Linked DNA regions of Homo sapiens: region 1 is linked to region 2. Evidence: read pairs that join two places in POLR2A ChIA-PET (ENCODE). Cell type or tissue: MCF 10A. All regions are shown on one strand. Links, peaks and the distances in the headings refer to the core of each region. The heading gives the core; the rest is flanking DNA. Region 1 overlaps PRORP (protein only RNase P catalytic subunit). Region 2 has its middle 42 kb from the start of PSMA6.

Region 1 (13,437 bases), core at 6,314-10,313, 100 kb before region 2:
AGCTGTAACTCTAAGTTTTCACTAGACTTCTGGTGACCTAGTGATACCTGTTATTACTCTCATAAAACCACCAGCTTAAGTATGTATATTTTACTATAGTTGGTATAGATTCTAGCTTTCCTAGTCTGTGAAATATTTAACAAAGACCCTCTGTTGTTAATATTTGTGCCATGATGTTTCTCAAATTAACTATTTGGTGTTAGCCATGTAAGCTTTCAAATACAAACATTCAATATTCATTAAATCTTTAACTCCTCATCATGTGCCAGGCTCTGTGCTAGATACTATGACAGATGCAAAGATGAATAAAATGTAGTCCCTTCCTTTGTTTAGGGGTTTATAATCCCACAGATACCTAAATCATTAATATGTAGAATATTTACAAGGGCTGTAAGAAATGTTTAGGCAAAGAGCTAAAACATCCACAGGCTAAGGAAAACTACTTTTAGCTAAGGAGGGATCAAATAATTATGTGGAAATTGGCATTTAATCTGGATCTTGGCAGGTTAGACTTTGATAATCAGATTTGGAGAGTGGAAAAGGGGCTGACTCCACTGTTCAGACAACAACGCTGTTTAGACAGCACCACATAATAAAGTAGTACTTTGGAGATAGGCAGTGATGGGTTGGGGGGAGTAATAAATATTGCCTAACTTTGTTCTATTACCAAACTTGTGGCAACTTTACTGTGACGAGATTTGAGGAGAAAGATAAAATTTAATACCCAATTGAAAATAGATGGTTAAACAAACAAGCAAAAATTATTATTATTATTTCATTATTTTTTGAGACACGATCTCTCTGTATCATCCAGGCTGGAGTGCAGTGGTGCAATCATGGCTCACTGCAGCCTCAAACTCCCAGGCTCAGGTGATCCTCCCACTTCAGCCTCCCAAGTAACTGGGCCTAGAGACATGCACTAACACACCTGGCTAATTTTTGTATATTTTGAAGAGACAGGGTTTCACCATGTTCCCCATGGCTAGTCTTGAACTCCTAAGCTCAAGCGATCCACCCGCCTCTGTCTCCCAAAGTTCTGGGATACAGGCGTGAGCCACCGTGCCTGGCCCCAAGAAAAATTCTTACCGTCCTTGTGATATTGGTGGATTTTGGTTATCTCTAAAATCAGATTTCTTCCTTTTGATTATAAGAAACAGTTTTAATGGATTCCACTTATTTTCCTTAAAAGTTATGTTAGCCAGGCGCGGTGGCTCATGCCTGTAATCCCAGCACTTTGGGAGGCCGAGGTGGGTGGATCACGAGGTCAGGAGATGAAGACCATCCTGGCCAACATGGTGAAACCCCGTCTCTACTAAAAATACAAAAAATTTAGTCGGGCGTGGTGGCAGGCGCCTGTAGTCCCAGCTACTTGGGAGGCTGAGGCAGGAGAATGGCGAGAACGTGGGAGGCAGAGCTTGCAGTGAGCTGAGATCGCACCACTGCACTCCAGCCTGGGTGACAGAGCGAGACTCTGTCTCAAAAAAAAAAAAGTTATGTTATGACAATACAACACATTGGCATAATGTCCCCTTAGAAGCATGGAAATCATCTGTGCTTTCCTTCATTCAGGTTTCTCCAGCTTGCACCTATAAATCTGAACCAGTCCTTTAGCTTTTAATGTTCTTCTTCCTCTTCCATCCTGGTCTATCCTTACATAAGAGAACTCCCACCAAAAATATCCTTACTTCTCCCAGGGACTCTCTACTTCTCAGAGAGTCCCAGTTTATATCTTACAGCAAAATGAAATAAATAGGAATTTGGGCATATTTTAAACTTTTTTTAAAATTTTAGTTTAAAATTATAATTTTTTTCTTTATTGTTCACAGTTAAGTAACAAGTAATTTTTTTTTGCACAAGCCCGCAGAAATACGTAACAGGTAATTTAAAGACTTAAATCAGCCGGGCGCAGTGGCTCATGCCTGTAATCCCAGCACTTTGGGAGGCCGAGGTCGGTGGATCACAAGGTCAGGAGTTCGAGACCAGCCTGGCCAATATGGTGAAATCCCATCTTTACTAAAAATACAAAAATTAGCCGGGCGTGGTGGCACACGCCTGTAGTCCCAGCTACTTGGGAGGCTGAGGCAGAAGAATCGCTTGAACCCAGGAAGTGGAGGTTGCAGTGAGCCAAGATCGCGCCACTGCACTCCAGCCTGGGCGATAGAGCAAGACTCCGTCTCAAAATAAATAAATAAATGAAGACTTAAAATCATAAGTGCTAGCTTTACAATATTAATTTTTAAAAGATAATAGCCAGCCATTGAGCATTATTGCCTTCCCTTGTGTGTGAAAAAAGAAAACATAACATGTAACTCTGAATAAATATAGAGTTAAAAAAATAATTTCAACTTCTGTTTTAGATTCTGGGGCTACATGTACAGATTTGTTACACAGATATATTGCACGATGCTGAGGTTTGGATTACGAATGATCCCCTCACCCAGGTAGTGAACATAGTACCCAATAGTTAGTGTTTTCAACCCTTGCCTTCCTCCCTCCATCTCCCCGCTAGTAGTCCCAGTGTCCGTTGTTGCCATCTTTATATCCATGAGTACCCAATGTTTATCTCATACTTGTAAGTGAGAACATGCAGTATTTAGCTTTCTGTTCCTGTGTTAATTTGCATAGGATAATCGCCTCCGGCTGCATCCATGTTGCTGCGAAGGACATGATTTTGTTCTTTTCTGTGGCCACATAGTATTCCATGGTGCATATGTACCACATTTTCTTTATCCAGTCCACCATTGATGGGCATCTAGGTTGAGTCCATGTCTCTGCTATTGTGAATAATGTTGCGATGAACATATGAGTGCATGTGTCTTTTTGGTAAAATGATTTTATTTTTAATATATACCCAGTAATGGGATTGCTGGGTTGAATGGTAGTTCTAAGTTATTTGAAAAATCTCCAAACTGCTTTCCATGGTGACTGAACCAATCTATATTCCCACCAACAGTGTATGAGCCTTCCCTTTTCTCCACAGCCTTGCCAGCATCTGTTTTTTACTTTTTAACAATATCCATTCTGACTGGTATGAGATGGGATCTCATTATGGTTTTGATTTATAGTTCTCTGATGATTAGCGATATTGAGCATTTTTTCATGTTTGTTGTCCACTTGTATGTCTTCTTTTGAGAAGTGTCTATTCATGTCTTTTGCCCACTTTGTAATGGGACTATTTGTTTTTTGCTTATTAAATTGCTTAAGCTCCTTATAGATTCCTGGATATTAGATTTTTGTTGGATGCGTAGTTTGCGATTATTTTCTCCTATTTGTAGGTTATCTATTTCTTCTGTTAATAGTTTCTTTTGTTGTGCAGAAGCTCTTTAGTTTAATTAGGTCCCACTTGTTGATTTTTGTTTTTATTGCAGTTGCTTTTGAGGACTTAGTCATAAATTCTTTCTGAAGGCCGACGTCCAGAATGGTGTTTACTAGGTTTTCTTTTAGGATTTCTATAGTTTGAGGTTTTATGTTTAAATCTTTAATCCATCTTGACTTAATTTTTGTATATGGTGAAAGGTAAAGGTCCAGTTTCATTCTCCTGCTATGACTGGCCAGCTATCCCGGCACCATTTATTGAATAGGGAGTCTTTTCCCCATTAATGCTGGTATTTTAAAAGGGCATGAAGATGTTGGCCTATAGTATGCCAACCTTTTCATTTCAGTTACTCCCCACCCCTCATAAAATACTTTGTTTACATTATGCCCTGTAGATGGCAGTACTTATATGAAAAATGTAAGTTTAGAAAGAGCTTTGAGAATGATTAGCAGGTGGGGTCTTTAATGAGAAAGGCTTAATTGACATGTTCTTTGTCAATTTTTTTCATTCACTGGATTTTTTTCAAACAATCACAAGCTTTCTTTATCACTCATGATGTTTCCATTGAGTTTTCTTTCACCATCGCCTGACCTCCCTAGACCCCACTTTTGTTTCAGAAATCACATGTTACACAATCATTTTCTCTTTAGAGGGCAGTGATTAGAAACTAGTTGATTACATATATGATAGGATCCTGTGTAAACTTCTGGGTACATATTTTTTTTCTCAAGAAGCTCGAGTGCCAGCCAGATGTCATTACTGTAAATTCTTTTTTTTTTTTTTTTTTTTGAGACCAAGTATCACTCTGTGGCCCAGGCTGGAGTGCAGTGGTGCAATCTCTGCTCACTGCAACCTCTGCCTCCCAGGTTCAAGCAATTCTCCTGCCTCAGCCTCTCTAGTGGCTGGGATTACAGGTATGCGCCATAACTCCTGGCTCATTTTTGTATTTTTAGTAGAAACGGGTTTCGCCATGTTGCCCAGGCTGGTCTCTAACTCCTGGACTCAAGCAATCCACCCGCCTTGGCCTCCCAAGGTATTGGGATTACAGGCGTGAGCCACCACGCCCAACCCATTACTGTAAATTCTGATAGAGATGGGGAAAGCAGTATCACATAGCTTTCAAATATGATTTCATTACAAATCTACAGTTATAGGGTCAATCAAGTATATCTTTGAGCGGGAGAAAGTAACTCATTCAGGAATATGAAAAGCTGTCTTGTTCTCCCTAAACATTGGGGATTTTGACTGTGGGATTCATTTAGTAAGTATTCATCGAGTACTTATATGTTAGGCACTGTGCTGGGTAGGTATCCTGCATTACAATTATGAAAGGACATAGTCCGTACTCTCAGATATGCCTTTTCAAGTTAGTGAAACCTGGTGATTCTTGTGAAAGAGGTATGTGGAAGATACGGTAAAAGCACAGAATAGGAATAGATGGTTATGGCAGATATTACCAATTAATTACAACACACTTTTCTTCCAAGTCTGCTGGTCTCAAACTCCTCCACAACACTTGAGAAGCTGGTATTGTTCAATCAAAGAAGACATGCAAGAAGCCTGTTGCCTAAACATGGCATGGTGGGAGTAGTGCCTAAGATACTACTGAGAAATGTTATGCAGTATGCCACCAACTGTGTAAAGACAGGAAAAGAGAACACACACACACACACACACACACACACACACACACACACACTTGCTTGTTGATGTCTAGTCTCTAGAAGGCTACTGAAGAAATGGATAATACTGGTTGCCTCTCGGGAGAACAGCTAGGTGGCTGGGGGATGGAGTGGGAGAGAAACTTTTTATTGAATATCATTTGGTTTCTTTTGGAGTTTGAGCCATGTGAATTTATTACCCATACAAAAATGAAGTTCAAGGTTTACTACCTTACATCACATTACCATGTCTGAGGAGAATATATACCAGTTGTCTTTTATTTGGTGGGTTTTTTAATCTACTAAACTCCTAATCATATACTAAATAGAATAAAAGTATTGCCAAGGATCATTTAAGTATCTTGTAACACTTTTTGTTTTGGTTATGGGAAATTACCAGTTTTTATTTTTCACGCTTCTCAACTAGTATATCCTGATAAACCTTGAGTGGCTGAGAGTGGAAGTGGTTCCTCCCACAAAAGCCAACTATAGATTTTTTTTTATGTACAGCAAAGAGCTATGTGTTTTTGTATTTGTTTGGCTTTGTTGTTTTAATGGAAATTATACATGAGCTATGCCAGATAATCCTGGCAGAAAACAGATTGTGAACAGAAAACATATGGTTAGTAAGTCCATTTGCATTGCTCAGAATTTAGAGCAAATTAACATATTTCCTTGTTGAGATGAATTGGAGTAGTCATAGTAGGACAGATAGAGGCGCCAACTCTCTTGAAATAAATTTTTATAGCTGAAATTTAAAAATACTGGGAATGTGAAAGGAAAGTCCTTAGAATCAGCCATACCCCAGGGGTCCTTAGAAATTTGATATGTGTTTATGGATCACGTAAAGATGATGTTGAGGGTTGTAAAGTATAGGTTTATTCAATCTAAGGAACTTTAGGTCTAGTTGAAACCTGATAAATAAAACAGAATGAAAGTCACATATACACAAGGAATTGCATAAGTTATGAACTTTATTATATACATGCATACTTGCTAAAGCACAATATATAGTCAGTAGACATCAAATGGCTGGTTAATCTTTATGAACTCTGTTTCTGTTAATTGGATAAGAAAAACAGCTTATACCATGGTAGCATATAACAGTTTACAGATCACTTCTGCAGTGTTTATCTCACTTAATCATAGGTTCAAGATTTTATTAATATTTGGGGAGATGGTTTATATCATAATGAAAATCATATCTTTTATTCTGACTTCCATCCCCCTGTTTGGTATGGCCATGCAGATTTTTTTTTTTTTTCATTTTGGAGTTTTTTTGAGACAGGGTCTCACTTTGTCACCCAGGCTGGAGTGCAGTGACACAAACATAGCTTACTGCAGCCTCAGACTCCTGGCCTCAAGCAGTCCTCTCACCTCAGCTTCCCAAGTAGCTGGGATTATAGGCATGCGCCACCATGCCTAGCTAATGTAAAAAAAAAAAATTTTTGTAGAGATGGGGTCTCACTGTGTTGCCCAGGTTAGTTTCTAACTCCTGGCCTCAAGCAGTTCTCCTGCCTCAACCCATGTAGAAGTTTTTGATAGAAAAACAGCAATTATGTAAACTTTTCTTGACATACTTAGCCTGCCAATTAAGAAGAAAACCTCCATCTCTGCTAACGTGGTGTTTCCACCCCTTTTTATTACTTAATTTTTGCTTGGCCCATAGTAAGTCCTTGCCAGAGCATGGTAAAATCTGGCAACGTCCCAAACTGTTTCTACCATTCCTTCTCCTTCCTCTTTTTTTTTGAGACAGAATCTTTCTTCGTTGCCAGGCTGGAGTGCAGTGGCATGATCTTGGCTCACTGCAACCTCCACCTCCCAGGTTCAAGTGATTCTCCTGCCTCAGCCTCCTGAGTAGCTGGGACTACAGATGCATGCCACCACGACCGGCTAATTTTTTTGTATTTTTAGTAGAGGCGGGGTTTCACCATGTTAGCCAGGATGGTCTTGGTCTCCTGACCTCATGATCTGCCCGCCTCAGCCTACCAAAGTGCTGGGATTGCAGGCATGAGCCACTGCGCCCAGCCCTCCTTCCTCTTTTACAACAGGTAGGAGTTCCATTCCAAGGTTCTGGATTTTTGGACTCATTCTCTTAATCTCTTTCAGTTTTAAGAAATCCATCTCTCTTCTGTGCTCTCAAACTTCAGTTTCCCCTTTTCTTTTCATTCGTCAACCCATTCGGCAAATACTTATTGATCATCATAAGCATCAGGCCCTGTTTTTTGCGCCAGGGATACACCAATGAATTAAGTAGAGAAAACTCCCTTCACTCATGGAGCTAACATTGTTTCTGATAGGTACTTACCATCGGCTACGGCATTGCATAACTCTAGAGTATTATTTTTCTACATCTCTCTTCCTAATAAATATATGAATTGTAACTTTGTCTCTAGAATTGTTGTAGAGACAATGAATATTGCCTCTAGAGTTGTTCAGTGCACAGCCAGCTTAGTTCTATACAGTAGTCTTATCTACTGTGCTTAATTAGGATGTCTGTCAAAACTAATTTCCTATAGTAAAATCAGTCAGCTTCCACATTCTAACAATTGCCAACGTGCAATCCCTTCGTTTAAGAAAAGCATGCAGTCCTCTCCATGGTGCAAGGGTGGAAGAGGATTTTGTGGAGAAATCATCCTTTGTATTTCCTCAGATTACCTGTGTTAGGCCACCCTAAAATTTGCTTGTTGCTTCTTTCTTTACCTTCTACAGTATTGAAGGATTTTTTTCCTTTGTCTTTGAGTAGTTCTCTAATTTTTTTCGTTTCCTTTTTTTTTCCCTGCACAGAAAAACTATGTTCACATTTCTTTTCCCTTACAATGATCACAGCATGTGTTTTTCCTGAGCTCTGCAGTGGTTCTTCCACCTTGATTTATGTTCAGTAAATGTGCAATTGGTAAGAAGTCTGTGCTCTGCATTTTGAAGGCAAAGTTACAATTCATATATTTATTAGGAAGAGAGATGTAGAAAAATAATACCATTAGATTCCATTATAATATTTTCTTGCTTCGTGACTCTGCTCAGTCCTCTTAAGTTTGTTAAAGCTCAGGCTTTCCTTATGATCAAAATATGGATCTGAAAAACACTTATTAATACTACTTACTCTACTCCCTTATATAGAAAATAACTTTGAATTTGTCTAAGAAATCATGTCAAGACGCATCTTTCAATGAAATGTGTGCTCGAAGAGAGTAATTCTTTGTGCATGTAGGGTTGGAAAAGGTGAGAAGTATGTTTACTTGCACGTCATTGTAGTTGAAATCAGATGGAAAGGTTTAGAGATTGTGCAATTAGGGAATGTTTTCTACCCACAGATTCTGTAGCCGTGTGTTTCACATTCATTAACAATTAGGCCCAAGGATACTTGGATTCGCATCTGCTTTGGAAACTATTTTTTCCAAATACTGTGTTTCCTAGATCTTTACTGAAATGATCAACATTAGGTATGAACTGCACCAACTTTCCTCTTTAAGATAGCTTTGTTTGTCCTTTGATCTTTTCTGTCCATGTTCAGCCTCTTAAAACCATCTCTGCTGCAAATGTCATTTATATGATGCAGTAAGACACTCTTTCAAATAATTTTTGGATGTATGCTAATCATATATGAGACACAAAGGCTCCTACGCCCCTAGCCTTACTTCCCTCTTGGCACTTTTACTTACTTCATTTTTTTTTAGACTTCAAATGTGATTAACTCTCTCAAATCCTTTCTTTCCTCTTTCAACTGTTGTTCCTTTTTTTTTTTTTTTTTTAAGAGTAAGGGTCTCACTGTGTCACCCAGTTTGGAGTGCAGTGGTGTGATCATAGCTTACTGTAGCCTCTGAACTCCTGGGCTCAAGTAATCCTCCCACCCAGCTCCCAGAGTAGCTGAGACTGCAAGCACACACCACCATGCCCAACTAATTTTTTTTTTAATGTTTTTGTAGAGACAGAATCTCGCTTTGTTTCCCAGGCTGGTCTCAAACTCCTGGCTTCAAGTGATCCTCCCACCTTGGCCTCCCAAAGTGCTGGGATTACAGGCATGAGCCACCACACCTGTTCCCTATTTTTAATATCTTATAACTGAATGCTTTAATCCTGCAACTTAAGATACATCTTCACTGCTTAATTGAAATGGCACTCTTTCAATGTTACCAGTAACCTCCAAGGGGAAATGGAAGCTAATATTTTTTGAAGGAAAATTTGTATTATTTTAATTATTTTTATGTACAGAAAACTCAACAGTGTACATTTAACTCAGTTTAGTGGAAAGTTCTTTAGCCTTTGCCTTTTCGAGCTTGGTGATGCGAGCCACAGACTTGGGACCCAGGACATTGCCTCCCTAGTGATGGCGGATTTCATCATATCTGTCATTGTAATTGGTCCTGATAGCTTCCACCAGCTTAGCCAAAGTGTCTTTGTCTTCCGAGTTAACCTGTGTAAAGTTGACAGTGGTGCAGGTCTTCCTGTGGACTAGATGTCCCAGTCTTGCCTTCCCCTTGATAATGCAGTAAGGGACCCCCATTTTATGACACAAGGCAAGCAGGAAGACAACTAGCTTGATGGGATCCACTTCATGTGCAGTCACCACCAGCTGAGCCTTCTTGTTCTCCTCCAAGGTGGTGATGGTGTTAACTCCTGCTCGAAGGACAGGTGGTCTTTTAGTGGGGACGTCCCCTTTGCCAGCAGCTTTCTTCTTGGCCTGGACAAACAGCCTCTGCTTCTTCTCTTGGGAAGCTAATATTTTTTAGTACCTTCTGTAGACCAAGCAAAAGTTGCCAATGCTAGACACTTGTATATGGAGTACCTCATTTAATTCTTACAGCTGTTATTGGTATTACCTCCTTAAGAATGTGGAAACTAGCCAGGCGTGGTGGCTCATGCCTGTGATCCCAGCATTTTGGGAGGCCGAGGTGGTGGATTGCTTGAGCTCAGGATTTTGAGACCAGCCTGGGCAAGGTGACAAAACCCATCTCTACCAAAAAAACAAACAAAAAAACACCACAAAAAACAGAAAACAAAAAATTAGCCAGGCAGAGTGATACACACATATAGTCCCAGCTACTGGGGAGGCTGAGGTGGGAGGACATCTTGAGCCCAGGAGGCGGAGGTTGCATTGAGCCGAGATTGTGCCACTGCACTCCAACCTGGGCAACACAGCAAGACCCCATCTCCAAAAAAAAAAAAAAAAAAAAAAGCATAAGGAAACTAAGACCCAGAAAAGGTTAAGTAACTTGTCTCATAGCTAGTAAATGGCAAAGTAACAGGATTAGACATGTCTCATTCCAAATTCCTTGTTCTTTCCCGTGTAACACACTGTTCTTTATATTTTAACCTACTGATCTATTTATCTGTTTTCTTGAAATACCATGGTAGACTCTTTGAGACATGCTTTTCTGATTCTCTTGGATCTCCATTGCTTTAATCACTAACTCATAAATAGCTAGCTTGCTCTAGTTTCTGTCCTCCTCATCTAAACCTCTCAAAAGACTGGTATACAATTCTTTTCTTGCTACCCATTTGCTCCCTAACCCCTAAGCCCACTGAAGTCTGGCTTAGTCTCCATCATTGCATTGAAAATGCTCTCCCTCAGGACAGCAGTAACTTCCTAATTGCCAGTTTTGATGAACATATTTTAGTCTTTATCACTCTTTTTCTGCATTTAATACTTTATAGATTCCTTTCTTCTTGAAATTGTCTATGTCTTTGAATTCTGTGACTTCACATTCTTATCCTTCTCATTACACTCTCTGACCATTCCTTGTTCTCTCTTGTTTTTGAACTTCCCTTCCTTCTCTTACTCCTTAAATGTTGGTGTTCTCTGATGTTCTATCTCTGCATCTTTACCTTAGACAGGTACTTGAAACTAAATACTGTATGTCCAAAACTGAACTTGCCATCTTCCTGCCAGACATCTACACCAATAGGTGGTACCAAATGTTCACCAAGTCTTGCCAATTTTACCTCCTAATTATTTCTCTCTCTCTCTCATCTTCTTTCTTTCTCTCTCTTTCTCCTTCTTTCTTTCATTTTTCTTTTCTTTCTTTTCTTTCCTTTCTTCCTCCCTCCCTCCTTCCCTCCTTCACTCCTTCCTTCCCTCCTTCTCTTCCTTCCTTCTCTTCCTTCCTTTCCTTCCCTTCCTTCCTTTCCTTCCTTCCTTCCTTCTCTCTCTCTCTCTCTTTCTCTCTCTCGACAGAGTCTTGCTCTGTCACCCAGGCTACAGTGCAGTGGCGCCATCACAGCTCACTGCAGCCTTGACCTCCTAGGCTGAAATGATCCTCCTGCCTCTGCATCCTGAGTAGCTGGGACCACAGACGTGCGCCACCACATCCAACTAATTTTTAAATTTTTCGTAGAGACAAAGTCTCCCTATGTTGCCCAGGCGGATCTCAAACTCCCAGACTCAAGCGATCCTCCCACCTAGACCTCCCAAAGTGCTGGGGTTACAGGCATCAACCACTATGCCCAGCTCTGTTTCTCAAATCCATTCTTTTCTCTTCTTCTTTTACCATATCTTTCTCATCAGATCCTTGTTAGTACCTGCTTAAATCCCTATCATAGCCTCCTAACTGGTTTCTCATCTTCAGTTTTGTTTCTTTCAAATCTATCCTCTTCCACAGGCAAAAATGACCATGTAACTTAAATCAATTTACAGTTAATGTTTTGACTAGGGAGATATCTGAATATATTAAAATATTTATAGTTCCCCTTTCCAATTTTGCCTTTTCACCTTCTTAAACTTCTATTTTTTATTTGAGACAGCGTCTTGCTCTGTTGCCCAGACTGGAGTACAGTGGTGCTATCTCGGCTCACTGCAACCTCTGCCTCCCGGGTACAAGAGATTCTCCTGCCTCAGCCTCCGCTGGGACTACAGGCGTATGCCACCAAGCCCGGCTAATTTTTTTTGTATTTCTAGTAGAGACGGGGTTTCACTGTGTTAGCCAGGATGGTCTTGATCTCCTGACCTTGTGCTCCACCCACCTCGGCCTCCCAAAGTGCTGGGATTACAGGCATGAGCCACCGTGCCTGGCCTTAAATTTTTAAATTAGATATAATATCTGTTCATTAAGTCAAACAAACAAAACTCTAAATACAGTGCACATAGCCATTCTAAGTTAACACATCTTTTTTTTTTTTCTCTGCGTTTTATGTGAAGGGCCAGAAACCAAACACTGTATTAAAGGTGGGCACTGTGCTTAAACAATCCTATGAAGAAATTAGATTCTCATTTTACAAATGAGAAAACTGAGGTGCAATTAAGTCACTTCCCTGAATCGTTAATAAAAGTAACAGATTCAGAATTGAAATGCCAATCTGACACCAAAGTCTGTGGTCTTTTACCGTGCCGCACTATCATGCCCTGTGGTATGCATTTGTAATTCCCAAACCCACATATCTAGACCGCCCCTCACTGGGTAGTTCTCTGGATTTGTTTACACCTGTAGGTTTGGACAGCCTACCAATGCCAGAAATTAGGATTTGGAGGATGAGTATGTATAGGAAAATGACACAAAGAAAGCCAGGTTGTAGGAAAGTTAACCTGGCAATGTCACAGGAGAAACAGCATTGAAAGACCAACCAAAAGACCTAATGACATCTTGAACTAAAGTGATGACAGTGGAATCTAAAAAAGAGGAAAAGAATGTGCTTAAAGGAATGAAAGTCTAGGACTTTGGGAAAAATATGTCAACTCTGTTGTCATTAAACCTCTTAATTCTCTTAAAATCTTAACCTTTTTAAGATTAAGATTCATTAAGTGAAACAAACAAAACTCTTTAAATACAGTGCACATAGCCATTCTAAGTTAACACGTCTTTTTTTCTCTGCATTTTATCTGAAGGGCCAGAAACCAAATACTCTTATTAAAGCTGGACACTGTGCTTAAGCAGTCCTATGAAGTAAGGCATATCAAAGCTTTTTTAAGGCATCACAAGGCTATATATAAATGTATGACATTGTGCTTTTACAGCCTAACAATAACAACACGTAGTCTTTTACAGCTTATAGAGTCCTTTCATTAATATTAAGTGATTTGATCCTCACACATCCCTATGGACTAAGTGTTGTATTTTTCTTACTTTACATATAAGGAAACTGGCTTAAAAGGCTGTGACTTGCCCAGAGGTAACAGCTCTCAAAACACTACACTAGGCCAGGTGTGGTGGTGGCTCACGGCTATAATCCTAGCACTTTAGGAGGCGAGGCGGGCGGATCTCTTGAGGTCAGGAGTTCAAAACCAGCCTGGCCAACATGGTGAAACCCCGTCTCTACTAAAAATACAAAAAAATTAGCCAGGTGTGGTGGCAGGTGCCTGTAATCCCAGCGACTTGGGAGGCTGAGGCAGGAAAACCCAGAGGCGGAGGTTGCAATGAGCCAAGATTGCAACACCGCACTCCAGCCTGGGTGACAGAGTAAGACTCCGTCTCAAGAAAAAAAAAAAAAAAACAAACTACACTAAATCCACTTCCTATGCTTTCTCCA
Region 2 (17,249 bases), core at 6,979-10,978:
CCCCATAAACAAAGTTCAAATAGGAGAAAATATTAACACATAAATAGAAAAATATAACAACAACAGACAAGTCACGAAAATTTTCTAGTCTAAACCTAAAAACTCAATAATTTTAAAATGAAAATTACAAGATAACATATTTTCTATCAAATTACTAAGACTTTTACATTAATAGCACATAATATACTTGGTATATTGCAAGTGTTTCATAAGTATTTGTTGTATGAAGGAGTGATGAAGTATATTAAAAGTTAGCTACTCCAGGCCATGCTCAGTGGCTCACGCTTGTAATCCCAGCACTTTGGGAGGCCAAGGCGAGCAGATCACTAGATCAGGAGTTCAAGACCAGCCTGGCCAATATGATGAAATCCCCATCTCTACTAAAAAATAAAAAATAGCTGGGTGTGGTGGCATGTGCCTGTAGTCCCAGCTACTCAGGAGGCTGAGGTAGGAGAATTACTTGAACCCGGGAGGCGGAGTTTGCAGTGAGCTGAGATTGCGCTATTGCACTCCAGCCTGTGCCAGAGCAAGACTCCACCTCAAAAAAACAATTAAAGTTAGCTACTCCTTTTGCTGGTGGAAGTACAAACATCTTTCTGGAGGGCAACATGGAAATATGCATCGAGAACCAAAAAAAAAAAAAAAAGAAAGAAAGAAAAGTTACCCATTTGTAAGAATGTGTCTAAGAGAAGTAATTAGAGATGAGGAATTGTGTCAGAGTAATTTTTATATACAACAATATAATTTTATATACAATGATAAATTCCATTGCATTCAATACTGTGGAATATTATGCGGCCACTAAAACCTCTGTTTTGAAGAATATTTAATGATATGGAAAACATTTACAAATGTAATATTATGTTTAAAAAAATGGAATAAAATATGCAGTGTGATCCCTGCAGCAGACATTTTGGTACTCTGCCTTCCTCATTTCTGCCATACCATGGTGGATAGTCCTGACTCCTGCCAACGGCATCCCACCCAGAAAGTACTTTGTGCAGTTCTCTGCTTCCCTGCCTCAGGGCTTTCTCTGAAATCAGGAAAACCTGCTCAGGCTGTGCAAGCCTAATACAGCCTGAAACTTTGGGGTAAATAATGCCAACTGGAGCTGATGGATCAATGTCCCAGCTTCTTGTTGGGGGGCATTTCTGGGATGGGCTATAGATGTCCCTAGAACTCTGAAGCTGTATGCAAAATTTGGTGCATGTCCTAATTTCCTGGGAGAAGCCCATAGCTTTTATCAGATATTCAAATAAGTCTATTTGCCAATAAAGGAGAACCACTGGCATAAGGGAAACAGTAGAAGGAAGAGGATCGAATGGCAACAGTGGTTATTCTGGTGAAATTACAAGGGCATTTTTTCCCTTATATTCTTCTGCATTTTCCATATTTAAAATAAGAAACATGTATGAAGAAATTGAAAATACCCCAGATATACAGCAAAAGGAAACTGATTAAGAAATTACAGATCAATAAAATACTTTGCTGCCAAAATTGTTGTTTTTTTTTTTTTTTTTTTTTTGAGACAGAGTTTTGCTCTTGTCGCCCAGGCTGGAGTGCAATGGCGTGATCTCGGCTCACCACAACCTCTGCCTCCCGGGTTCAAGCGATTCTCCTGCCTCAGCCTCCCGAGTAGCTGGGATTACAGGCATGCGCCACCGTGCCCGGCTAATTTTGTATTTTTAGTAGAGATGGGGTTTCTCCATGTTGGTCAGGCTGGTCTTGAACTCCCGACCTGAGGTGATCCGCCTGCCTCGGCCTCCCAAAGTGCTGGGATTACAGGCGTGAGCCACTGCGCCCCACCACCAAAAATCTTTTAAAAGAATAAAATGATACTGAGTCTGGGTGTGGTGGCTCACACTTGTAATCCCAGCACTTTGGGAGGCCAAGGCAGGGAGAATCGCTTGAGACCAGGAGCTTGAGACCAGGAGTTTGAGACCAAGCTTGGGCAACATCTCTACAAAAAAACAAAAAATTAACCAGGCATGGTGGTGTGTGCCTGAGGGCTCAGTAACTTGGGAGGCTGAGGTGGGAGGATAGCATGACTCCAGGAGGTTGAGGCTGCACTGACCTATAATCACACCATTGCACTTCAGCCTGGGTGACAGAGTGAATCCCTGTCTCTAAAAAAACAAATAAAACGGCATCAAAAACATTTATGACACAATTGGGGGAAATCAGGATATAAGATTGTTTACAAAGTCTAAGATGTCAACAATGTAAACAAGGTGGGGGGAAAAGCTCCTGGAACTACTAAGCATTTATAGGACGGTTGCAAGATATAAAGGTAATATATAAAAGTTAATTGCTTTCCTATATAACAGCAATGAACAATTTGAATTTGAAATTAAAACACGACACCATTTACATTAGCACTAACAAAATAAAAGACTTAGGCATATATCAAAATATACACAGGATCTTTATGAGAAAAACTACAAAATTCTGATGAAAGAAATCAAAGATCTAAATAAATGGAGAGATACTCCATATTCATAGATAGGAAAACTCAATATTGTCAAGATGTTATTTCTTCCCAACTTGATCTATAGATTCAACAAATTCCAGTCAAAACTCAGCAAGTTATTTTGTGGATATTGACAAACTGATTCTAAAGTTTATCTAGAAGTGCCAAAAACCCAGAATAACCAACATGATAATGAAAACACTCAAGAAGAACAAAGTCCCCCCGGAAGACTGACACTATCTGACTATCAATACTTAATATAAAGCAACAGTAATCAAGACAACATGATATTGATGAAAGAAAAGACAAATAGATTAATAAAACAGAATAAAGATCCCAGAAATAGACCCACAAACATATAATCAACTGAACTTTGACAAAGGAACAATGGTAATTCAATGGAGAAAGAATCGTATTTTTGATAAATAGTGCTGTAACAATTGGACAGCCACATGGAAAAACATGAATCTAGACACAGGCCTTACACTTTTCACAAAAATTAACTCGAAGTGGATTATAGACTTAATGTAAAAGTTTCACATTATGAAACTTTCAGATAATAATACGAGAGGAAATGTAGGTGACTTGGGTTTGGCAATGAGTTTTCAGATACAATATCAGCAGCACAATCCATGAAAGAAAAAAATTGATGAATTGGACTTTAGTAAATTAAAAACTTGTGCTCTGTGAAAAAAACATTAAGAGAATGAAAAGACGAGCTATAGATTGGGATAAAATATTTGCAAAACACATATATGATAACTGATATCCAAAATACACGAAGGATTCCTAAAATTCAACAATGAGAAAACAATTTAAAAATTGGCAAAGGATCTAAACAGACACCTCACCAAAGAAGATAAGCAGATGGAAATTAAGTATATGAAAAGATGCTCATTGGCTGGGTGCGGTGGCTCATGCCTGTATCCCAGCACTTTGGGAGGCTGAGGCAGGCAGATCACGAGGTCAAGAGATTGAGACCATCCTGGCCAACATGGTGAAAACCTGTCTCTACTAGAAATACAAAAATTAGCTGGGCGTGGTGGCATGTGCCTATAACCCTCACTACTGGGGAGGCTGAGGCACTAGAATCACTTGAATCTGGGAGGTGGAGTTTGCAGTGAGCCAAGATCGTGCCACTGCACTCCATCCTGGCAACAGAGCCAGACTCCGTCTCAAAAAAAAAAAAAGAAAAAATGCTAAACATCATAGGCCATCAGGAATTGCAAATTAAAACAACACTGAGATGCCACTACATATCTATTAGAATGGCGAATTTTTTTTTTTTGAGATGAGTCTTGCTCTGTTGCCCAGGCTGTAGTGCAGTGGCGGGATCTCAGCTCACTGCAACCTCCGCCTCCCAGGTTCAAGCGATTCTCCTGCCTCAGCCTCCTGAGTAGCTGGGATTACAGGTGTGAGCCACTGCACCCAGCTAACTTTTTGTATTTTTGGTAGAGACAGAGTTTCACTATGTTGGCTAGGCTCGTCTTGAACTCCTGACCTCAGGTAATCTGCCTGCCTAGGCCTCCCAAAGTGCTAGGATTAAAGGCGTAAGCCAACTCACCAGTCCAAAAAAAAAAAAAGTTTTTTTAATAACAGTACCAAATACTACTAGCAAGGGTGCAGAGCAGCAGTAACTGGTGGGAATGCGAAATGGTACAGCCACCTGGAAGACAGCTGAGCAGTTCTTACAAAGCTAAACACTATTAGTGTAAAATCCAGCTTATAGCCACACAAAAACCTCACAAACAAATGTTTATAAAGCAGCTTTCTTCATAATTGCAAAAAAACAGGCTGGGCAAGGTGGCTCATGCCTGTAATCCCAGCTCTTTGGGAGGCCGAGGCGGGTGGATCACTTCTGGCCAGGAGCTCGAGACTAGCCTGGCCAACATAGTGAAACCCCATCTCTACTAAAAATACAAAAATTTTTCGGGCATGGTGGCGCATGCCTATAATCCCAGCTACTCAGGAGGCTGAGGCAGGAGAATCACTTGAACCCGGGAGGTGGAAGTTGCAGTGAGCTGAGATCGCATCACTGCACTCCAGCCTGGGTGACAGAGTGAGACCTTGTCTCAAAACAAAACAAAACAGAATAATAATAACAATTGCCAAAAACCAGAAGCAAGCAAGATGACCTTCAATAGGTGAGTGGAAAACAAACTGTTGTGCATCTATACCATGAAATATTATTCGGCACTAAAATAAAATGAGCTATCAAGCCACAAAAAGACATGGAAAAATCTTAAGTGCATATTGCAGGTGAAAGAAGCCCATCTGAAAAGGTTACTTACTGTATGAATCCAACTATATGACTTTCTGGAAAAGTAAAAACTATAGAGACAGTAAAAAAAGAATGGTTGGTGGGGTGTGGTGGCTCACACCTGTAATCCCAGCACTTTGGGAGGCCAAGGCGAGCGGATCACCTGAGGTTGGGAGTTTGAGACCAGACTGACCAACATGGAGAAACCCCATCTCTACTAAAAATACAAAATTAGCTGGACATGGTGGCGCATGCCTGTAATCCCAGCTACTTGGGAGGCTGAGGCAGGAGAATCGCTTGAACCTGGGAGGCGGAGGTTGCAGTGAGCCGAGATTGCGCCACTGCACTCCAGCCTGGGCAACAAGAGCAAAAGTCCGTCTCAAGAAAAAAAAAAAAAAGATAACGGTTGCTGGGAGTTCAGAGTGGGGTGGGAAGAAATGGGAAGTGGAGAGGGATGAATAGGTGAAACACCAGTTCAGGGCAGTGAAACCTGGGTTTGGTATGGTAATCATGGATGCATGACATTTGCCTTTATCAAACCCCATAGAAATGTACAATACAAAAAGTAAGCCTTAATATAAAATATGGACTTTAATAATAATGTGTCAGTATTAGTTCATGAATTGTAACAAATGTGCCACACCAAAGCAAGATACTGATAATAGGGAAAGTTGATGTGGGGTGGTGAACTCTCCACACAATCTGCTCAGTTTGGATGGGCGCGGTGGCTCATGCCTGTAATCCCAGCACTTTGGGAGGCGGAGGCGGGAGGATCACTTGAGCCCAGGAGCTCCAGACTAGCGTGGGCAACACAGGGAGACCCTGTTTCTACAAAAAATTAAAATATTGGCCAGGCAAGGTGGTTCATGCCTGTAATCCCAGCACTCTGGGAGGCCGAGGTGGGCGGATCATGAGGTCAGGAGTTCAAGACCAGCCTGCCCAACATAATGAAACCCCGTCTCTACTAAAAACACAAAAAATGGACAGACGCAGTGGCTCACGCCTGTAATCCCAGCAATTTGGAAGGCCAAGGTGAACGGATCACGAGGTCAGGAGATCAAGACCAGCCTGGCCAACATGGTAAAACCCCATCTCTACTAAAATACAAAAAATTAGCCATGCATGGTGGCACGCACCTGTAATCCCAGCTACTTGGGAGGCTGAGGCAGGAGAATCACTTAAACCCAGGAGGCAAAGGTTGCAGTGAACTGAGACAGTGCCACTGCACTCCAGCCTGGTGACAGAGCAAGACTCTGTCTCAAAAAAAAAAAAAAAAAAAATTAGCCAGCCATGGTGGTGTACGTCTGTAGTCCCAGCTACTTGGGAGACTGAGGCAGGAGAATTGCTTGAATCCGGGAGACGGAGGTTGCGGTGAGCCGAGATCACGCCACTGCCCTCCAGCCTGGGCAACAGAGCGAGACTCCGTCTCAAAAAAAAAAATTAAAATATTAGCTGGGCCCGGTGGCACATGCCTGTAACCCCAGCTAATTGGGAGGCTGAGGTGGGAGAATTGCTTGAGCCCAGGAGTTCCAGGCTATAAAGTTCTAGGCCCTCAGCCCTGGTCTATCAAGTCCAAGTCTCGCAGGACACTGCTGTGGGCATGAGTCTTTCGAGAGTGTGGCCCAGTCAGGCCTGGAGTATGCTACTGCTTGGGAAGCACTGTGGGCAGCGGCTGCAGGTGACAAGATCACAGTCAAGTGTATTTGGGGCTCATCCGCCTGTGCTGCTCTCTTGGTCAGTGGGCAGCTTACTGGTGTGCTGAGTCAAATGCATTTTCAGAAGGTGACCTTGTGCCTTAGGCTTATGTCATCTGTGCCTTTGCTGACGTCATCCTCGACTCCAGCAGCCAGACCAGGGGATAACAAATGCAAATGTCTAACAGTAATTAACTCTTAGCAGCAACCTCAGCCTGGGGCTCCCCTTTCCAGGGCTTGTGGCAGCTCCACCGGGCCCTGCTGCAGCCCCTTGTCATTGAGAGGCCTCTCCCACATCCAGAGATACGAGGGGAATGTAGGGAAATGTGCATTTAGACGAAGGAAATGCATTGTCCCAAATGGCAAGTGGAGTGGCATAAACTTTGGTGAAGCTGCTGACACCCCTTTATCACAAGAAGATCGTTTGGATTAGGGGTGTGCTTTCCACAGAAATCAGGCTCTGGCCTTACTGCAGGGGGGTGACCTGTAAACCTCAGAGTTAACACAGTGGTTTAGGTTTCACCGAGTGCACTACGGTGATTAAGTCTCCACTGAGGACTGGAATGAGGAAGAAAAGGAGAAGCAGAAGAAGAACAGGAAAGACCTGTTCCCTGGGCAGAAGAGGGATGATCTGGGGAGAGCCCCAGCGAACAGCCCCAGAGTGCCGGGCCTAGCTGGGGTTTTCCAGGGATAGAGGCCGTGAGCAGCAGTGCGGATGTTGGCCGCGTCTAGCCGTCTGCTTAATAACTACCTCAGAGACCTGTTTGCCCCGCTCGGTAAAACTGGGGCCACGCTGCTTGGGCAGCCTCCAGGCGCCTGGCTGCCACTTTTTCTAGGAACTTATACAAGTCCTCATCAAGAGGGAGGGCAAAAAATTGTCGGTGAAGATGGCTGTGCTGGCATTTTGTAAGTGACAGTGGTCAAGCTCTAAGTTGTGGATGGACACGGCAGGGGGCAAAATCACCTCCTCTAAAAAACGGCCTAGCGATCCTAATGGATTGGCCGTAGAGACCCATCATTGCAGGGAGACCTGGGAAGGCCACCTGCTTCCCTGTGCCTCTGTGTCCTCAGCCACCTGAGAAAGTGTACTTCAAGAGGGAACCCAGGGAAGAAGGCTGTACAGGGTCCATGTTATTGCACCATCTCCTGTCAATTTAGGAGACATTTTCTTAATACTTCTTATTGATCAACGAATATTTTTGAGCCCCTCCTGTAAGTCAGACCCTGCTCCGGGGCACAGGGTGATGACCAAGACGGACTAAGTCTCCCCAGGGGCTAAGAATTTAGGCCCTTGCAGAGTATCTCCTCCAAGTTATTGAGCTGCCACTGAGATATCTGTGGCCACTTTGCATCCTGTCTGCATCCAGCAGGGTGGCAGTCCAGGCCTTTACAGAAGCAGACTGGGCATGAAGACATTTCTTGTGAAAAACCAGCTTCCAGGCCTCCTTCCTGGGAGGGACTCTGTGAGTGCCACGCCCAGGGCCCTGCAGCAGGTCGTGAGCAGATGCCTCTAATGATTCAAAGCTACCAACAATACTGTAAGAGGCCCCTTTCCTGCCAAAGACTACGTGGAGATCCCTTCTGGGTTTTTCTTTTTCTTTTTCTTTCTCTGTGAAGTGTACTTAAAAAAACAAAAGGTCATTGTAAAACAGGGTATTATGCTGTTTCTTCTAAAGCAGGAGGGGCTGCAGGTGCTCACAGCTGATTTCTCATTTCTGAAAAACCCTAGTTCCAGGCCTACCTTGAAGGGAGGGGCTCCTGGGAGGGAGATAAATAGTCGTATGAGGCCCTGTCCAGACACTGACACACCAGACAATCCAGCAACACTGCGGGTCGGAGGACCCTGCTGAACAGGTCGTAGCCAACAGCTCCAGGTGGCTGCATCCTAGCACCAAAGCCAGGAGACAAGAGCCCTGACTACAGGGGTGCGGAAAGGGGCACTCGCAGCCCCAGGCTTCCAGCCGCCAGAATCAAGTGCTGGGACTTCCAGCTTCCCCACAGTCAGAGCCTGACTGAATTCTCAGTCCACAGCTGAGTTATTTACAGCCTCAGTTTTTCTCTTCTGAAAAAAAGGGGTATAAACCACAGGATCCATCTCAAAGAAGTGCTATGAGGAAAAAATGACACAATGCATTTAAAGTGCAGAGAAGACACCAGCTACGCTGTGGCAGCAGAGTATGGCAGCGCCCTTCCAGAACGGCTCTCTAGTGCTGTTAAGTTTCCCCAGCATCCTGACCAGTCACTACCAAAATGTGATTTCCTGCGAACATTGTCACCCAAGCAGTGTGGTCAGGCAGGCAGAAGCCAGCCTGAAGTTTACAAATGTCTCTCTTCAGCCAGGGCAGAGCAGGTGAGGCCCTGCGTCACCCGCGCAAGGCTTGTGGTTCAGCCAGGGAGACAACGTCCTACTTCTTTCAGGGTGACCATGTTCTTCCTGGGCGCTCATTTCCTCGTGACACCCATAGGCGGCAGCTTTTCCCTATGGGGGTCCCTGGCCTTTAGGGCAAGTCCTGCCCTGTCTAGAGCCTTCTCCTCCTGGAGGAGCACACACGATGGCACCAAGCTGCTCTGACCCTGCCAGGAGCCAAAACAGCCTCTGGGAGCTCCAAGGGGCGCCCCGGGCTCAGGGTCATCTCCCACACCTTCCCTTCCCATCCCGAGGCCTGCAGAGCCCTCAAGGGCTCAGTGGCCCTGGCTCAGCTGGACCCCAGCACAGACAGGGAGGCCTCTGACCTGCACCCAGAGCCTGCCTCCCAGGGCTTCCTCACCCCAGTGTCCTAGGAGGGGGTGGCACAGATGGAGAGAGGCCAGAGGCTGCCACTCAGGAGTATGTGAGTCAAGGCTTGCTTGGGAGGTAGGGGCAGAGGTGGAGATGCCCAGGGGGCCAGGAGAAAGGGGAGGAGAGATTGGGAAATGAAGCCCTTCTGGGGCTGCCAGCTCCCCTCTACAGCTTTAGGCCATGCCAGGGGGCCCTGAAGTGAGTCAGCCCCTACAGAAAGCCCAGGCTTTCTGTAGAAAAGAGTTTCGCTTTTTTTTTTTTTGAGACAGAGTCTTGCTCTGTCACCCAGGCTGGAGTGCAGTGGCACGATCTCGGCTCACTGCAAGCTCCGCCTCCCGGGTTCACACCATTCTCCTGCCTCAGCCTCCTGAGTAACTGGGACTACAGGCGCCCGCCACCACGCCCGGCTAATTTTTTTGTATTTTTAGTAGAGACACAGGGTTTCACCGTGTTAGCCAGGATGGCCTCGATCTCCTGACCTCGTGATCCACCTGCCTTGGCCTCCCAAAGTGCTGGGATTACAGGTGTGAGCCACCACACCTGGCCAGAGTTTTGCTCTTGCCCAGACTGGCCAGGCTGGAGTGCAGTGGCGCCATCTCGGCTCACTACAACCTCTGCCTCCCGGGTTCAAGCAATTCTCCTGCCTTGGCCTCCTGAGTAGCTGGGACTACAGGCACGCGCCAGCACACCCAGCTAAGTTTTGTATTTTTTTTAGTAGAGATGGGGTTTCACCATGTTGGCCAGGATGGTCTCAATCTCTTGACCTCGTGATCTGCCCGCCTCAGCCTCCCAAAGTGCTAGGATTACAAGCGTGAGCCACCCGGCCCACTATTCCAGTTATTTTAAGATGTACATAAATTATTATGTTATCATACACTAGATTTTATTGAATCTACCATTTCACATTCTTATTGAGAGTGTAACCTCTTGAAGCCTACTGGTGCAGGAGGGATTTTGCAACCTTCCTTTGGCTTTTGTCACCTATGGAAAACTACAAACCAGCTTGCCTATCCGGTGATTGGAACCAGGAGGATTGCCGGCCTTGGGTCTGGAAATCCTATCCCATGTGTCTTCCTTCCTCCCTCCCTCCCTTCCTTGGTTCCTTCCTTCCCCTGACTAGGCCCCAGAGGGGTGGGGAGGCCTTCCTGGGCCTGGCATCAGGGCTCCTGGGCTCCCAGCCAAGTGTCCAGAGGTCACTCCTCCTGGCATCTGGATCCTTCTTATCTTCCTGAGACATAGGAGGCTCCTGCTCTGGAGATGACTGAAGGGAAAACACCTGTATTTCCAGGGCCTTGGAAATAGCCTGCTCCAGCCGGCCTTCCCGGGAGAAACTGAGAAAGGACATTGGTCCGAAGCATTTCTCTTTCGGTTTGTGCTGCGCTGAGCCTGTCCTGTGATGCGGCCCTCACCAACCAAGGACTGAACGAGAGGGACTCCATGCGAACCTGCTCAGCATACAGCAGGTGCCTCGTGGATATTCTTCCCTAAGGCTCCAGGCCAGCCAAGCACTGCATTAACCAGGTTCGGATGAACTTTAGAATGTACGCATCTGAGCTGTCATAGTTTTTTGTTTTCTTGTTTTTTTGAGATGGAGTTTCGCTCTTTCACCCAGGCTGGAGTGAAATGCCGCGATCTCAGCTCACTGCAACCTCTGCCTCCTGGGTTCAAGCCATTCTCCTGCCTCAGCCTCCCAAGTATCTGCGATTACAGGCTCCTGCCACCATGTCCAGCTAATTTTTTGTATTTTTAGTAGAGACAGGGTTTCACCATGTTGGCCAGGCTGGTCTTGAATTCCTGACCTCAGGTGATCCACCCACCTCGGCCTCCCAAAATGCTGGGATTACAGGCATGAACCACTCTACCTGACCCATAGTTCTTAAATTTAAAATCTTGATATGCTGGTGGATATGCAGCTTGATTTCTTTAAGCCGACATGGCCTGACTTTTTCAGATTCTCAGCCTGTGTTGGAGGGCTGTTGAGTGTTCTTTCTATGCAGAAAGTACGCCTGCCGTCCTCTGTTTTGTAATCGCCACCCCATCCCTGCCCAACACACACACCCACACAGCCGCAGTTACGCCGGGTCCAGCAACGCACGAACCAAGTGGAAGGTCAAGGGCTGGGGCTCCGTTTCCCTCCCCTTGAAGCTGTTTGGTTTGCTCTTGTCCCAGCCCCTGACTGAGCCGCCAGCCCAGAACGGGGGCAGCCCTCCCCCATGCAGTCAGGGCCAGAGGAGCATAATATTGCCCCCCCGGGTGCAGCCTTAGGTGCAGGAGCGTTGGGAATTTTCCATCTTGCTCTGCAGCCTGGCTTCTTAGGTCATCGTCCTGCTGCTGACATAGGCCTGGGTTGGGCGAGTTTCCTGCAGGTCAGCGAGGGCGCGGAGGCAGCGCCTGAGCCTGCTCAGGGCCTGGCTTCCTGCCTGCTGTGAGGAAGGGTGGAGGAGGGGTTCGAGGCCTCAACCATCCCTTGGCCCAGAGCCTCAGGCCAAGCAGCCTCCGCCTCTGCCCAGGCCTGTCTCCTCCCGGCCTCCTGCTCTCCTGTTTCCTAAAGCTTTCCCGCTGGGTGGCTCCCAGTTCTTCCAGAAATCCCCTCCAGGAAATTTGCTTGTTGCCACAAAATAATGCAAATCTGTTCCTGGGGCCGCCCAGGCAACCTGCAGTCTCTGTCTCCCCAAGACCTGAGGAGGGAGGGCGAGGCAGGCCCTGTGCCCGTCAGGGTCCCTTTTCCAGCCATGAGGACAAAGGATAAGCCGCACCCTCGTCACCCTCTCATAAGCTGCAAGAGAAAGTTCCTGGTTTTACCTCTAAGGGAACCAGCTCCACCTAGGGAAAGGCCACACAGGACCCTCAAAGGCACCAAGGTCTTTTTTCTATTTAATATCTAAAACAGTCTGAATATATTAAAGTTTATGCTCATGTTTGGCATTTGTTTATCTGTTTCTCGAACTTCAACTCCCTGCCGTGTCTGGAGCAGAAAGTGAAGGCCCATGGATAACACTTCTGCGTGCCACAGTCCTAGGTGGTGACCAATGCAGGGATGCACAGGTGCCGTGTGGCCTTCTGCAGGCCAGGCCCCACAGAGACCCACAGTCAAGGTGGCCTGAGACCCTTGAACAAGGAGCTTGTGGCCAGAGAAAGGCTAAATGCAGCACCCCCACCCCTGTGGCTAGTGCCAGGGCCCCACCTGAATGCTCTGCAGTTGGGTCCCCCCAGGCCATCTCCAGAGGAGAACGCAAGTGGGCTAGGGAGGGAACAGACCAGCCTGATGCAAAACCCTCTCAGCCCAGCACAGCCCTCGTGTCCCTGGGCTGAGGGTCTGGGGAGAACATCACTTGCTCTTGCCTCCCTTCCTTTCTTGCTGCTGCTGCCTCCTGAGGTCAGGCCGTGACTACTCAGGAGAGGAATGGAATTCCAGGGCTCCTGCTCCTAATGAAGGAGAGGTGGGAGGGGCACACACCAAGCTGCTACCAGGTACCAGGCCCTCGGAGGTGCTTGAACACTACCTCCTTGACTCTCAATAGCAATCCTATGAGGTGGATGTTTTCTTGCCCAACAGATGGGATTCTGAGACTCAGAGATATTGGTGACTTGCCCGAGGTCACACCAATGGTAGGTGGTGATTCAAAACCAGGTCTGTGTGCAGTTCAATGACCATGGAGTCTTGCCCTGTTGCACAGGGCTTCTTGTGTCATACACAGCCTTCGCTTTGTGAAATCCAGCACAGTTGACCCACATTCTCACCCAAATCCAAACTCCAAGTTTCAGAGCTTCTTTGCACCCATAAAAGGGGGGCTCAGAAGTCCCCTTGAGGCCTCAGAAAGGACATAGACCAAACAAAGGTTATGGCCTAATAAGAAGCAAATCAAAGTAACATTGCCTTATGATTTAAAAGTAGTATGTGGGCCAGGTGCAGTGGCTCATGCCTGTAATCCCAGCACTTTGGGAGGCTGAGGCAGGTGGATCACCTGAGGTCAGGAGTTTGAGACCAGCCTGGCCAATATGGCAAAACCTTGTCTCTGCTAAAAATGCAAAAATTAGCCGGGCGTGGTGGCTCGCACCTGTAATCCCAGCTACTCAGGAGGCTGAGGCAGGAGAATGGCGTGAACCCGGGAGGCAGAGGTTGCAGTGAGCTGAGATCGTGCCACTGCACTCCAGCCTGGGCGACAGAATAAGACTGTCTCAAAAAAATAAAAAATAAAAATAAAAAAACAGTAAATAAATAAAAGTAGTATTTGCCTCCTGGTGGATGGCATTATCCAACTAATTTATTCACTGTGGTTGGCTATGTGGGTCTTACAGGGAGGGTTTAGGGCTCTGGGGCTGGGCCTGTGGACCTGTCTCCCACCAGGCAGCGCAGCCCCTTCTAACCTTGTCCCATAGAAACTTTCATGGGATGCAAGGCCACAGGCCAGAGCTAGGATTGGGCTGGGCGGGGGAGGGGATTATCAAGGGTAAACCCCTGCCTCCCACAAAGGATACCGAGCTACAGCGCAGGTGCAGTTCGGCAAGTCCCGACACAGGCCTCATTGTACCCAGCCCCTCAGCGAGGGCCTTGGGACGGCCCCACAGATAGGGCACCTCCACCCCATCCCCGGGCTGCAGTTCAGGACCTAGGAGACAGAAGGCTGCGGGTGACTAAGACCCTTAATTGAGCCCTGCAAGCTTGCACGATGAGCCTGTCTACCCGCTAACAAGCACCTTGTGCCTCTGCTCGGTCGGCCTCTGACCCTGGAGAGGGTGTCTTGTTGAGGGCAATGTCCTTGACCTGCCTGAGCTCCTCCTTGGGCCCTGCATTTCATGCTGCCCTTCCTCAGCAACCAGGTGCGCACCCCTTCCTTGGCATCTGCAGCCTAATATTAATAGCTGTGGGATGGGCAAAGAACGTGTGCCTTACTGCCTCCAGGTTCTTAGCAGCTATAAGCTCTCTCTGTTGCCTGGTTGGTTTTAAGGGTTTCTTCTGGAATATTCATCTTTGTCCACTGACTGCATCGCCATAAGCTATAACTGCTTAGAGGCCAAGGACTTAGGCACAGGTGAAATGCATTTCAGCCTTGGAGACCCAGACCGACCCAAAGCGATCCTCATGTCTGCTCTGTTTAGGGTATTTTCCTGGTGGAAAGAATATGATTGCTGATTTGGGGAAGAGGGCCCTCAAGCCTCTAGCACTGCCTTTGCTTCAGCTGTGGGAGCACAGGGAGAGCAGGTGGGATACAGGGGAAGACCCCTTTTGAGGTTTTGTGGTGGGGAAGGAGGAGGCCGATACTCACCAGAGGAACAGATATGGGGTCTCTGGAGCTGCCATGCCCCACAGTGGGCCACCAGCTCCCAGCCTTCCCAGTGGTTCTGCACCAGCTTCCAGGGCTCTCAGCCCACCAGGCACCTGCATCACAGCATCGCCTGGGTCATAGCCTGAGTTTGAGAACCATCGCCCTGCATGGCCTGACCAGCCGAGGCTAGTGGCAGCTCTGTGCAACGTGTCTACTTCCTCTTCCCTAAACAGCTCCTTCCCCACCACATTTCTGTGTTTATGGCTAGAAATTCTGCAGCAGCTGCATTTCTCAGTATCCGGTGGATCTCTGCAGAAGAACAAACCTCTAGGTCTGAGGAGCAGCAGCCTCCTTCCAGGGGTCCCTCTCAGAGCCTGCCCCCCCCGCCAAAACCTCAGCAGGACCTTGCTCTGTGGGACTCTGGCCAGGTTGACAGCATAGGAAGACCCTAAGGAAGCCCCAGAAGCAGCTGCAGAGGCGGTGGGGAGGAGGTGCCACAGAAGGCTGGCATTTGCCCCTTGTGCTGTCCGGCTGCCTCCCACCACCACCCGGGTACAGGCCCTGGGTCTACTCCTCGGCACAGACTCAGGCCTCTCCCCTCGGGTGCCCACTGTACCTCATCGCAGTCACCCACTTCCTTCTGGTTCCCAGATCAGCCCCTCCTCAGCACCTCTGTGCCAGGTGGGCCTCCCCAGCCTGCATATTTGGATTTATCTTCAAAACCAGCCTCAGTTCCTTCATATTTCCAGGAATCCTTCCTGCCACCCTGACAGAGAATTTTTTTTTTTTTTTGAAATGGAGTCTGGTTCTGTTGCCCAGGCTGGAGTGCAGTGGGCGATCTCAGCTCATTGCAAGCTCCACCTCCCGGGTTCAAGCTATTCTCCTACCTCAGCCTCCTGAGTAGCTGGGATTACAGGCACCCACCATCACGCCTGGCTAATTTTTGCATTTTTAGTAAAGACGGGATTTCACCATGTTGGCCAGGATGGTCTCAAACTCCTGACCTCAAGTGATTCACCTGCCTCGGCCTCCCCAGGTGCTGGGAATACAGGCGTGAGCCACCGCGGCGGCCATGAAAAGGGCTTGGAGATTCCTTTCTGGAAATCTAAAATCCATGTGAATTATGTTAGGGCAGGTATGAAATTCAATAATTGGTCCTGCTCCAACGTACTCATTTGACAGGTCATTTGCCCTCACAGTCTGTATTTTTTCAGGTCAAATGCAGGTGCCACACTGACTTATGGCCTTGACTTCCGTAGACTCATTCCACTCAGGATGAAACGTGATTGGTTCCTGAGGTGACCCTGCCTCAGTGATAGAAGTGAGTCCTCAGGCAGGGAAGGGTGTGGAGGCAAACAGCCTGGGGAGGGAAGGACGCCTGGGTTTTCCCAGCCAGTGGCTCAGGGCACCCTGCAGACCTGCCAGTCCCCTCTGGGATGAGCCTTCATCCCTGTGACCCCTTCTCTGAGAAAGGGCACCCCAGGCCCAAAGCCTCCCCAGTGCACAGGGCTGGTTTCTGATGAGCTGCCCCCTGAGGCTGGCCTGGCAAAACCAGGTACTGACCTGCACAGGGCCTTGGCATGATTTGGAAAAAGGCAACTCATTGTCCAGATGGACACAGCCCGACCCCCACGCCTCAGCCCACACCTGCATGCTGTACACAGCAGCCCTGACCCCAGGAAAGTCCCTAAGATTTGTAGGAAAAAGGAAAGACACACAGTACATGCTCCACCAGGCTCCTTCTCCAGGGCCTCCCCAGCGCATCCCGTCTCTGCCTGGCTCCATCAGAACCCAGCTGGGTGAACCTTGGGCCCCTCATTCCCCTTGGTGAGACCCTGAATCCTGGAGGGGGCTGGACTTGTCCTTCATCCTGGGATTCTAGGTCAAGTTCTTAGCTCCTGGCTCCTCTTCAAGGCCCGGCTGGGTCTCCTCCTCCCACTCCGCCCCTCTGTCCCCTCCCACAGAGTTCACCACACAGGAGGCAAGGCCAGCGGGCTGGGAGGTACCAGTGGTGGCTGGCAGCTTAGAGTAATCAGCCCCGCCTGCTCCCACAGAGGCAAGGCTGCCTGCCAAGGCCCTGCCTTCTACTGCTGTTGGCAGCTCCTAGGGCAACAACAGAACCTCCCAGCCTCCCTTCACTGGGGGAGAAGCATGAGCTGAAAACAAAAGAAGGGATTAGAGCCCAGATGGAGCGGCCTGAGCTCGGGGCGGGGTCCCCAGGGGCACCCCCCTCGTCCTCGGCCCTTCAGCTCCTTGCCCTCGGCCGTCTCTGGGCGTCACCAGCCAGCAGCTGCCTTGCTGGCCAGCGGTTTCTGTTGCAGGAGCCTCTTGTGCTCGGGGGCTGGCCACAGGGCCTCCGCTGTCCCTCATAATGTGTTTCAAGTGATTTTGCTTTTGAGGAACCTGCCCGCCCAGGACTTCAAGGGCCTCTGCTGACCCATGCACGTCCCAAGGCCTCCGCCGCAGCCCCATTCGCCACACGGCCCCTGGCTCCTGCCCACTTATGGCTGGTCCTGGGCTCCCGTGGCCAAGGAGAGTTGGGCAGACGTTGGCAGATGTGTCTCCTTTGTCCCTGGAGTGATTCCAGGCTCGGCTGAAACTCTGAAAGGCGAGCCCAGCCAGAGGTGCCTCGGAGGCCCAAGTGTGCAGCCTGTCATTCCCCAGCAGTGACTCCACAGGCCTCCAGTGCACATCATCTCCTCATACGTCCCCCAAGGACCCTGGGCTACCGAGGGAACACTAGCTCATAGCTTGTGACTTCAGCACTGTATGGAAGAGA

What was found. ChIA-PET counts read pairs that join two places held together with the same protein. Peaks named below come from ENCODE experiments on the same cell type or tissue, not always from the same donor. Only the 100,000 strongest peaks of a DNase experiment are listed, where the experiment ranks them.
Region 1: POLR2A ChIA-PET joins it to region 2 with 5 read pairs; 1 of 35 experiments calls an interaction of 5 or more read pairs at or near these places.

Annotation. Positions count from the first base shown.
Region 1 is chr14:35,225,966-35,239,402 of GRCh38, forward strand. All of the region lies in intron 5 of PRORP (protein only RNase P catalytic subunit), which reads left to right. The region is part of intron 5 of PRORP-PSMA6 (PRORP-PSMA6 readthrough); the gene reads left to right. It also overlaps the pseudogene RPL7AP3. Among named protein-coding and RNA genes, the nearest start is that of PSMA6, 60 kb to the right of the region's middle. In MCF 10A, for the core only: no CTCF peak of the experiment used is centred there; a DNase peak (open chromatin) is centred at 8,256.
Region 2 is chr14:35,325,294-35,342,542 of GRCh38, forward strand. No RefSeq gene overlaps it. Among named protein-coding and RNA genes, the nearest start is that of PSMA6, 42 kb to the left of the region's middle. RefSeq lists enhancers at 6,370-6,664, 6,830-7,751, 7,762-8,371, 11,256-11,777, 14,408-14,597 and 1 more. In MCF 10A, for the core only: no CTCF peak of the experiment used is centred there; DNase peaks (open chromatin) are centred at 7,888, 9,288 and 10,308.